3 separate regions of the Homo sapiens genome follow, and regions 1 and 2 are each linked to region 3. The links are chromatin contacts, found by Hi-C or POLR2A ChIA-PET in ENCODE. All regions are on one chromosome and are shown on one strand. The core of a region is the stretch at or near the end of the contact, and the rest is flanking DNA. Distances in the headings are between cores, read along the strand shown. Region 1 has its middle 40 kb from the start of GLIS3. Region 2 overlaps GLIS3 (GLIS family zinc finger 3). Region 3 overlaps GLIS3 (GLIS family zinc finger 3).

Region 1 (3,528 bases), core at 605-3,104, 62 kb before region 3:
TGGAGAAGAAGGAGAGTTGATTTGAACAGGGTCAGATGTTGCCTGATAACTACAAGTGTGTAATCCCAGGGTAATAGAGCTTATCTTTCACTCGTGTGAGTGCAAGCCAGGAGAGCTTTAAGCTCCAGTGATGCCAGATAGGTTGGAAATGGCTGAAGAAGAAGTGGAAGTAGATGGATAGAGAGCAGTCTTGTTTTGTCCTAGAGAGTATTGCACAAGCCTGTGGATCAGATAATGCAACTAGGAAAGTCTGTCCCCAAAAAGGAAACACATAAGTTCTAAGCATACCATTGGACCAGAAGAGATAACAGATCATTTGGATTAGAGGGAAGAAAGACTTGCAGTCCAGAGGCTATTCAAGGATGTCAGATGCCAGTTGTGGGTGTTTGCAGAGTTGCTAAAATATCAGGTGAGGCCAGGCACGGTGGCTCACACCTATAATCCCAGCACTTTGGGAGGCCGAGGCAGGTGTTTGAGACCAGCCTGGCCAACATGGCGAAACCCCATCTATACTAATAATACAAAAATTAGCCAGGAGGGGTCACCCACACCTATAATCCTAGCTACTTGGGTGGCTGAGGCAGGGACAATTGCTTGAACCCAGGAGGCGGAGGTTCAGTGAGTTGAGATAGTGCCACTGAACTCCAGCCTGGGTGATGGGTGACAGAGCGAGACTCTGTCTCCAAAAAAATTAAACAAAAACAAGAATCAGGTGGGATCTGGTTCCGACAACGGTCTCCAGGTTCAAGTGTCCATGGTGGTTAATAGCGTGGATGTGGAGATGAGCACATGGACCATCACCCTCACTCCCTCATTCCTGCTGTCCTGCCACCACAAATACACAGAAGCTTAACCCTAGACCCAGGAACCATCCGGGCAAGGAGAACAGGGATGGAGGATGCATCCTGAAAGATGAGGAATTTGCCCCAAAGACACTGGGTAAGACAAAATAAAAGAATGTTTCATCCTGGAATTGAGTTGCCTTTTAATTGGGAAGTTGAAGTTTTCCCCCACCCCCTCACTTCTATTCAGCTCAAAAGTCAGATGACATCAGTCATGGCAAATAAAGGAAAATGACATACTTTTTTTTTTTTTTCTCATTTGATTTGTAATTCCTAAACTTCTATCTGGGTACAGACGTTTTGGATTATTCAGAGATTTAAAAAATACATACTAACTCTGTTCCCCTGTGGTAATTAAAAGTTGGCCATGTAAGAAAGAAAATATTAAAAGTATGGAGAAGGCTGTAGAAAAAGGGAATAGATCCAGAGATTCTAGGGGAATATCAACCTCATGCTAAGCCAAGCCGTGAGGACATGGTGAATTCACTGATGAGCAAGAAGCAAAGCCGCTTGTCAGCTGGTATTAAATGTTGACTTCTCCCTAGTCTTTGTGTCTTGGTCAATACCAAATGAGAGAATGTTTGCTCTTAAGTTCACTCTAGGAAACTACCCACCAAAAACTTGCTTTACCTTTCTGTCTCTTTTCTTTTCCTTTCCTTTCCTTTCCCTCCCCCTCCCCTCCCCCACCCCTCCCCTACCCCCTCCCCTCCCCTCCCCCTCCCCCCTCCCCCTCCCCTCCCCTCCCCCTTCCCTCCCCCTACAGTTTCTGGTTCTCTGGGCACGTTTTGATCCCAGTGAGAAGCTTCTTTTGTACCAAACTTCCCAAATCCCATCATTGCATTGTTATCTGGCTTTGAAATGTCACTGTGGCATCTCCACCCTTGCTTGGGAAACTTTGCTCAATGAAAAGTCTGATTAGCTTTACCTGACCCTAAATACACACAACAGAGACGGATCACAGAAGGACCAGAAGCAACAGGTTGGAGAGGTTCTTTCCGGTTAGCAATCCAAACCTCTGCACCTATTTGGCCTCTAGGCGGCGCCAGCCCTTCAAAAAACAAGGCTGTTTATGTAACAGATTGGCAGTTTGAACGTCTATATAAATGTCATTCTTTAAAAATAAAGACGAAACTCTCAGTTAACTTAAACAGGAGCAAATTAAAAAGTAGAGTGAAGCATGTATTTCATGAACACAATTCATCGGCTGTCTTTGGTACTTCAAAATGAAACATTTTCTCCAAATAACTGGCACCCTCCCACTGGCTTTAGCTACATAGTGACAAAACAACAGATCAATTCACTTCAGTGAAGAAGACAAATCCAGTCATTGAGGACTGGCTTCATGTGACTTACACACCTGGGGACAGAATTCTATCTATGCCACCAAATATATAAGCCAAGCCACTAAATCATGACTGAGGTGTTGAGTTTATCCTCCCAAACATATCGAGGTAGTGTTGTATGGACAGTCTCAATTGTTTTGAACATGATTATTTTGCTTCATGAACTCACCAGGAGGGTCCTTGAAATGCCGCTTTTCAACATAGTTTTAAGGGTAAGCCTGTAACACATAAAGCCGTCTCATTTTGAAGGCTTTGTGTCCTTGTGTGTTAATGCAGAATCTCAATCTTAGCTTCAAAATGGAATCACTTGGGGAGCTTTAAAAAAAATCCCAAGACTCAGGCACATACCCCAAACCAATTAAATAAGGATCTCTGGAGCTGGGACCCAAGCAACAGTGCTTTTTCCAGGCTCCTTAGGTGATACAATATGAGGCTATATTTTTGGTTCCTCTACTTTCTACTTGCAGCTCCTTCTCCCATGGGGCTGGCTACAGGAACCAATCTCCAGTACTTACACTATTTTCCCCCAGTTCCTTTTTCTCCCTGGGTCTGTCCCCAAACTTCATGCAGAACAATGCCTGTGAACAAGTCACATGCCCTTTAGATTCTTCCAGACCTATTTGAAATTCAGTGGTAGCCACATCTTGACTTCAAGTTTGGGGCCCTATACAGTCATTGACTAGTAGATATGAACAGTACCTCATAGGTTGTCTAGTATGGTGACTCCCAAATACCAGTCCTGAGCTGAATTCTCATCCTGAATAAGAATAATCCAGGGAGCTTGTTTAAAAAATTGTGTGTGTGTGTGTGTGTGTATGTGTGTGTGTGTGTGTGTGTACACACATATATAATAGAAATCCATCTATCTCTCTATATATACGTATAATTTTGTTACCAGAAAGTCTCATTCAGTAGGTCTACAGAAAGACCTGAAAGCTGTGTTTTAACAAGCTAAGCTTAAAGGAAACTCATCTAGTCCAACACTGCCAACACATAGCAGCAGCAAAATCTCAATGGGATATGCCTTGTTCAAGGAAACTTGTCTAGTCAGGAGAAGCGATAGGATTAGAATCAGGTGTCCTGACTCCTGTGAAAAGAAGTCATGCTATGGACAAATACAGTTTTTGCATTTCAAAACTAAACACACACACACACACACACACACACACACACACACACAGCCTTGCCAATCTTACCAGTTAGACATTAGAGAAAGAGCAAACCATCCTGGGAAATCAGATCTGGGTCCTAGCTCCTGCTTGGTCACATAAGCTGTGTGGTTTGGGGCAAATATTTTCATCTCTTTGAACCCCAGTTTCTTCATCTTTCAAATGGGGGTAATA
Region 2 (3,624 bases), core at 556-3,055, 39 kb after region 3:
GCTTTAGATCAGGGGTTCCCAATCCCCAGACCGCGAACTGCTGCTGGTCCGTAGCCTGTTAGGAACTGGGTCCCACAGCAGGAGGTGAGTGGTGGGTGAGTGAACATGACTGCCTGAGCTGTGCCTCCTGTCAGATCAGCACTGGTGTTAGATTCTCATAAGAGCGCAAACCCTATTGTGAACTGCCCATGTGAGGATCTAGGTTGTGCGTTCCTTATGATAATCTAACTAATGTCTGATGATCTGAGGTGGAACAGTTTCATCCCGAAACCATCCCCCCCCCCCACCTCCCCCACATCTGTGGAAAAATTGTCTTCCATGAAACTGGTCCCTGATGCCACAAAGGTTGGAGACCGCTGCTTTAGATGGTGAATTAATTGTAAGAAGGATAAAATATGTGTCCACTACTTACATACTATAATTTTATCTATCTTCAGTTGGAACTGAAAAAAAAATCAAGTTAAATGGTTGCAGAAATAATTCAACGTAAAAAAAGTGAAGTTAGAAAAAAGTAACTTAATAATGACTAAAATAAGGCAGATGAGTTTGAGATGGGGCTGTTATCCTTTATTCCTGTAAAGGTCTAATGATACAGAGTTAGGAAATACAAAGTGCCATTTGCAAACACTCCTGAAATCTAATGACCGTGGTAGATGATACAAATCAACCACAGTTCTTTTATCTACTGCATTTAGACATAGCTTCAAAATACTTTGTAATCAGCTGTTGGTCTTTTTAAATGAAAACCTATTTAGTGTCCTAGATGCAATCTAATAAGGGAGGGAAGTAGGTAATGGAAAAGTCAGAAACAATCTTTAGATCACTTATTCAGATCCAGTATAGCCTCCAAAGCGTAGACCTTCTGTTACATTGAATTTATAGAAAGCTAGAGCACATCAGTATGGTGGTTCTCAACCTTGATACCAAGATCTCAATGACTGATGTGTTGGGATGGTTGTCACAAATGTTTTCTCATTAATGATGAAGTAGAGTTTGCTCTAGGTCTCTAGGAATAGCCCCAACCCTGCAGCCTGTAATCTAGGTTCGTTCATTGGAATACGAATACAGTAGTCTAACAACTTCATCTTCCTCATCGCAGAGAAAAAAAAAAAGTCGTGAACGTCTATGGGTTAAGAGAACATTTTTTTTGGTTTTTTTTTTAATTATACTTTTAAGTTTTAGGGTACATGTGCACAACGTGCAGGTTTGTTACATATGTATACATGTGCCATGTTGGTGTGCTGCACCCATTAACTCGTCATTTAGCATTAGGTATATCTCCTAATGCTATCCCTCCCCCCTCCCCCCACCCCACAACAGTGCATGCACATGTATGTTTATTGCGGCACTATTCACAATAGCAAAGACTTGGAACCAACCCAAATGTCCAACAATGATAGACTGGATTAAGAAAGTGTGGCACATATACACCATGGAATACTATGCAGCCATAAAAAATGATGAGTTCATGTCCTTTGTAGGGACATGGATGAAGCTGGAAACCATCATTCTCAGCAAACTACTGCAGGGACAAAAAACAACGTTTGTTTTGAATTGGCTGCCTCGTGGTGAAAAAGTCACTGCAGTAGCTGCTGTGGCTATAGTAGTCTTAGTAGTTAGAGTCCATCTCTCTGCTGGTCATTTCAAAAGTCTTAACCCCAGGGAAAGCTTGACTCACGGAATGCTTTGGGACATTAGTGCTGAAGGATTTAATTAAAGCCAACTCTGGAAGAAAGATGTCAAGTGGGCACACAGTATAGTGGATAAGAAGGTGTCTGACTCATGAGGAATGACACACAGACAGAACATGTGCTCAGTAAATTTTGTTTTGTTTTGTTTTTGGTTATGAAGAACTGAGAGAACACTGGCAAAACTTATTCTACTTCCCAGAAAGGGTTAAGCTTTCTTTGGTTGCTTCACACGGGCCTTCTGAGTTCAGGTAGCCACGGTGGTTTTAGCACTGTAAGTTGGGGGCATATTTGGCACTTTTTAAAAATTATTGTAAACTGCTAGGTCTAGGTGTATTTCAGGAAGGAAGTTAGAATGTTGGGGGATGATTTACATCTTCTCTCATGTGGGTAGACTCTCTCATTCTCAAATAGAATGGAGTATATTCACGGTCATATTCTTCCTCTCCACCAAAACAACAATTCCCTCTCCTTCTGTGTCATCTATTCTGGGCAGAGCTTAGGGGTGGGGGAGGATTAAATACTGAGTTCTATTAAGAGATCACCTCCCTCCTTTTGGCCTTCCTTTTAGCCACATTGTTTCGGTCTCTCAGGAAGCTCTTTGCGCAGCGGGAGGGGGCAGGGAATAAACTTTATGTAAAGTAGGAACGAGAAGTCCCAGTTGCTTTTTTACGGAGTGGTCCTAAAGGCTTACTCCTGACTTTGTGCTCACTGGTATAGAAGCAGGACAGGGTGGCAACAGGAAATTCCTGAGGAAAATTTCTGGTCTAGAACATTCCTAGGTAGAAATTCTGAGGAAGTTCTGGACAGTCCCTGCTCAAAGGGAGAATAAGGGGAACATGGAAAGGATTCATCTTGTCCCTTGCAGCTGCTGGGCTAGTGAATTAACTAGGGAAGGGAAAGTTGTTTAAAGCCACATCAAACTGATAAAATGCTGAAGCTGGAGAGAACTGGGAAAGACAAAATGTGCTTACAGTGTGTCCCAAAACAGGAAGAGAGAAAAGAACCTGTCAGTAGTTATTTTCTCAATTTAAAGTTAATCTCAAATGAAACAGTGGGGAAAATACTGCAAAACAAAAGGCATGCCTGATTAATGAGAGGGTGAATCAAGTGGTGAGAATCAACAGTTTGACAAACTGTACTTCTAAATGTACATTTATGGAATTGGGGTAAAAATGGTAACAGAATTTGGTAATGAAAGTGCTACACTGAAACAGCTGGTTTAAAAAAGTACTATCATTTTGAATGATAATGATGCCATTTGTAGATTTTCAGCCATGCCCTAGGGCTCAGTAGACTGAGCCTGAAGTAGCGATTTCATCTATCTTTCATGTAAAACTACTACTTTTTTATTTTTTGCATATTTATGTTAAAATACCTGTAGTTATATTATAGACTTAATTCTACATTCTGATTTTTTTCCAGTTAATGTAAAGTTGCCATGAGTGGTTATTCATTCTTCATGTTGTGTCATCATTTTTGTGGCTGTGTAATATTCCGTCTAGAGACTGTACTGTACTTAACCGGCTATGCCTTTAATATTTAAATTATTTCAAAGGCGTTTTAGGTTATTTTGAAGGATATTTTCTGTATTCTAAATAACCTGCTATAATACATAATACAGTTTTCCCTTGTTTTGGATTATTTCCTTAGGATTATTTTTGAAATAAATCAGTGAAGGAAGTGAACATGTTGGTGATTCTTTATACTTATTGCTAAATTGCTTTCTAAAACATTTCTGTGATTTCCACATGGCAGAGTAAGAGTGGCCACATGTGCCTAATGAAGCTACAGAGTGAAGGATTCCCTAGATTTAGTGCAACTGGAAATGATTCTCACCTGAGACGATGCTGAGCCCATCCTGGTTTCAAAAAAATATTTTTAATGAATTGTTATGGAAAAAAGTAAGAAAGGCATCTGCCAATCAGAAGGGAAG
Region 3 (3,638 bases), core at 892-3,391:
CTGCACTCAAGCCTGGGTGACAGAGTGAGACCCTGCCTCAAACATAAATAAATAAATAGTAATCCATATTTCAATTTTATATTATTTTTTATTTCATTCTACTTACATTATTAATATGATATAAATTATTATATCAGATTTATGATATTATCTAATTGTCCTTTATAGCTGTTTTTTTTTTCTAATCAAAGATCATATATTACCTTTGGTTGTCATATCTCTTTAGCCTACTTCACCAGACTTTTTTCATTGTCTGTGGTATTCTCAGGGATAAACCTAAGTAAAGGAATGATACAGGAAAATAACATTTTAAACTAGTATCAGTATTTTAAAATTAATGATGTGGCAGTGGAGAAAAACACACAGCTAAGCAAACCGACTGACCAAACAAGCTCTAATCTAAGCTCTAGGTTAACACCAGTTGAAATATCCAACCACAGACAGTAAAAAATAAACATGAAACTTGATGTATTATTTAAAGTACATTAATTTTTCAGCCTCCCAGGTTTTCACAATACATTATTTTTCTTAAACCAGGTCTTCACAAGAGACACCACCCTTAAGTGACACAAAAGAGTTTTTTAATCCCAATTAGTTTGGTGTCCTTTGTTGATATTATTGTTTTTTTTCTTCCAGTTCCTCTACCTTTCTTTGTGTTTCATTAAAAAAAACGCTGATATATATATAATATAAAATATATATAATATGTATTATGTGTGTGTGTGTGTGTGTGTGTGTGTGTGTGTGTGTGTATATATATATTTTTTTTTTTTTTTTTTGAGATGGAGTCTTGCTCTGTTGCCCAGGCTGGAGTGCAGTGGCGCGATCTCGGCTCACTGCAACCTCTGCCTCCTGGGTTCAAGCAGTTCTCTGCGTCAGCCTCATGAGTAGCTGGGATTACAGGTGCCTGCCACCACGCCCGGAAACTTTTGTATTTTTATTAGAGATGGGGTTTCACCATCTTGGCCAGGCTGGTCTTGAACTCCTGACCTCATGATCCACCTGCCTCAGCCTCCCAAAGTGCTGGGATTACAGGCATGAGCCACCGTGCCCAGCCACGCTGATATTTTTAAAGAGTTTAGGTGAGTTGTCTTGTTCCACACTCTGGTTTGTCTGATAATTTCTTCATGATTGGATTCAGGTTAAATATTTTTGACAAGAACACTATGAAGGTGATTTGTGTACCACACATTGCATTATACCCAGAAGCACTGAATGCTGCTTCATCCTAGTATTTGTGATGCTATATTTGATCACCTGGCTAAGGTGGTGTTACCAGATCTCTGCATTGTGAAGGACACTTTCTCTTTCAAAATGTATAAGTAACCTTGTGCGAATATCTTGTCCTCCAACAATCTTTCATAGCATCCATTGATGATACTTGTCAGAATCAGTTTTTACATGGTTGGTTGCATAGTGGTGATTTTCTGATTCTTTTATTCCTGCTATGTTTATTAGCTGGTATTCTTCTAGAGAGAGGAGTTTCTCTCCCTTCTCTTTTTGTGAATCACTACAGAATCACTCATGGATTTTTTTTAAATTATTCTGTTAGAATTCATTACCATCATTATTCTTTGTGATGCTCAAACTGTCCCAAATTTGACCAGTGGGAGCCCCTTGAAGTCAATTCTTGTGTCTTTATGACATGTTCCCATTAAGTACTTCCTTGCTTACAGGCATAACAAGATGTTCTAGGCTCACTTTTATTTGCGTGCCCCATACCTGGAATCATGCATTTTCCCAAGAAGCTCAAGTCCCTCTTAGTGGGGAATATCTGGAAAACTGGCTGAAAGGGTGTTCTTGTTGACTGTGGGATGTCATTGCTTGTAAGCCTTTTCTACGGACAGAGTTAGGAAATATATTAGAGAAAGATAGTGAGTTCCAATTAAAATACAACATTACTGAGTTCTTCGTCACACTATCTTGTTGCACACTTGTCAGTGTTTTCAGCAACATCAGTGTATTTTTTTTGCTCTGTCTACGACAAGGAAGAGTTACTTTTAGTTTTATGTTTCTAAGATAATAGAAATTAGTTTAAAAATTGATCACTTACTACATGTAAATTTTTAATGAGCGGAGGTGAATGTGTTCCTATGTATCTGAGCCACTGAGTAAGCAGGCAGGACAGGGTGCAGTTGGCAACTTATTAGTCTCGCTAGGATTTGTGTTTGAAGGATCCCGGTTATATTGTATTTCCCCTACTTCCTGCTCCAACAGTTACTCATTGTAATTTGACTCGTAGAAATGCATTTTTCACAGCGTCTGGGAAATCAGCTTTATGATCCCCACTTTAAGTACATTTGACACAACTATTTAAATATTTAAGACAATTTTACATTTGTAGTACCCGGAGGAATATATAATTGGGAAGATTTTCATTATAAGAGTTTTTATTTTACTTCAGGGCTTCTGACATTTCTTGCTGGGCTCTGCTGTCCTTGGAGACAAAGGGAGTTAGTTATTCATTAGCGTTTGTGGGTTATTCATTATTGTTGGTCAGACAAAAAAGACAGAATAATATCAACAAAGGACACCAAACTAATTGGGATTAAAAAACTCTTTTGTGTCACTTAAGGTTGGTGTCTCTTGTAAAGACCTGGTTTAAGAAAGATAATGTATTGTGAGAACCTGGGAAGTCAAAAACTTAATGTACTTTAAATAATACATCAAGTTTCATGTTTATTTTTTACTGTTTGTGTTTGGCTATTTCAATTGGTTTTAATCTAGAGCTTAGGTTAGAGCTTGCTTGGTCAGTTGGTTAGCTAGCTGTGTGTTTTTCTCCACTGCCACATCATAGATTTTAAAATACACTGATTTAAAATGTTACTTTCCTATACTTAGGAAAAGTATTTCCTTTACTTAGGTTTATCTCTGGGAAAACAACAGACAATGAAAAAAGTCTGCTAACACCAGTGTGTGTACCGTGTTGAATGCAGCCATGTTAGAACTGGGATAATAGTGGAGATTGGGGTCCCGCAATTTTGAAGAGATGCAGTTAATATATTACCTAAAGAAGGTTGGGGCAAAATCCGTGGTTATTTTTTTTTCACTTCTGCTTTTTAATCATTTATATTTTCTTGCACTTCCAATGTGGCTTCCTGCAGAATTAGAGCAAATGAAGTTAATATTCCATAAAAGTTTCCAAAAATAACCAAACAGCCAGAGACCAAAGACATTATTCCAGTTGAGGTAGCCAGAGTTTTCATTTTGTCTTGCCAACAAGTCAGGTGAAACACAATGTTTACTTTTGTTTACTCTCTGAGCTACACAGGGTCCAGTTTGTATGATTTATTGATGCTTTGTATAAATCAAATTGATGATGCATTTCCAAGTATTACTCAATCGGAGGCGTGATTTGTTCCAATTATAAAAGGGGGTTTCAGTCTTATAACATTACATCTTTAAAAGAATCTATTCCATTAGTACCCTTCCCCACTTCAAATGCTACAGGACATGAAGCAGAAATGGAACTTTCATTAGTCACCTATAGCATTTTCTTTCTTCTCTTCCCTCCCCTCCCCTCCCCTCCCCTTCCGTCCCCTTCTCTTCCCTTCCCTTCCCTTCCCTCCCCTCCCCTTCCCTCCCGTCCCCTTCCCTCCCCTCCCGTCCCCTTCCCTCCCCTCCCCTTCCCTCCCCTC

What was found. A loop is a pair of places that touch in the nucleus more often than their neighbours do. ChIA-PET counts read pairs that join two places held with the same protein, here RNA polymerase II (POLR2A). Pooled maps may share reads with other maps.
Region 1: a map of IMR-90 shows a loop between it and region 3 (2.3-fold over the local background). The contact joins two enhancer-like sites. A Hi-C loop is called at or near these places in 2 of 168 maps with a recorded cell type or tissue (IMR-90 and endothelial cell of hepatic sinusoid) and 2 of 50 pooled maps. POLR2A ChIA-PET finds 5 or more read pairs at or near these places in 1 of 52 experiments (AG04450).
Region 2: a loop to region 3 is called in a map of lower lobe of right lung, with 3 times the contacts of the local background. The contact joins two enhancer-like sites. A Hi-C loop is called at or near these places in 4 of 168 maps with a recorded cell type or tissue (Calu3, heart right ventricle, lower lobe of right lung and 1 more), 9 of 37 single-sample maps with no recorded cell type and 3 of 50 pooled maps. POLR2A ChIA-PET finds 5 or more read pairs at or near these places in 3 of 52 experiments (BJ, common myeloid progenitor, CD34-positive and naive thymus-derived CD8-positive, alpha-beta T cell).

What each region holds. Positions count from the first base shown.
Region 1 is chr9:4,337,862-4,341,389 of GRCh38, reverse strand. It overlaps a transcript of GLIS3 not described here. Among named protein-coding and RNA genes, the nearest start is that of GLIS3, 40 kb to the right of the region's middle. RefSeq lists an enhancer at 1,707-2,001. Within about 2 kb of position 1,854, at least 4 of the 41 ENCODE cell types and tissues checked have a DNase peak (open chromatin) inside an H3K27ac peak, as active enhancers do.
Region 2 is chr9:4,236,857-4,240,480 of GRCh38, reverse strand. All of the region lies in intron 2 of GLIS3 (GLIS family zinc finger 3), which reads left to right. Among named protein-coding and RNA genes, the nearest start is that of GLIS3-AS2, 61 kb to the left of the region's middle. RefSeq lists an enhancer at 2,002-2,521. Within about 2 kb of position 1,805, at least 4 of the 41 ENCODE cell types and tissues checked have a DNase peak (open chromatin) inside an H3K27ac peak, as active enhancers do.
Region 3 is chr9:4,276,439-4,280,076 of GRCh38, reverse strand. The region is part of intron 2 of GLIS3 (GLIS family zinc finger 3); the gene reads left to right. Among named protein-coding and RNA genes, the nearest start is that of GLIS3-AS2, 21 kb to the left of the region's middle. Within about 2 kb of position 2,141, at least 2 of the 41 ENCODE cell types and tissues checked have a DNase peak (open chromatin) inside an H3K27ac peak, as active enhancers do.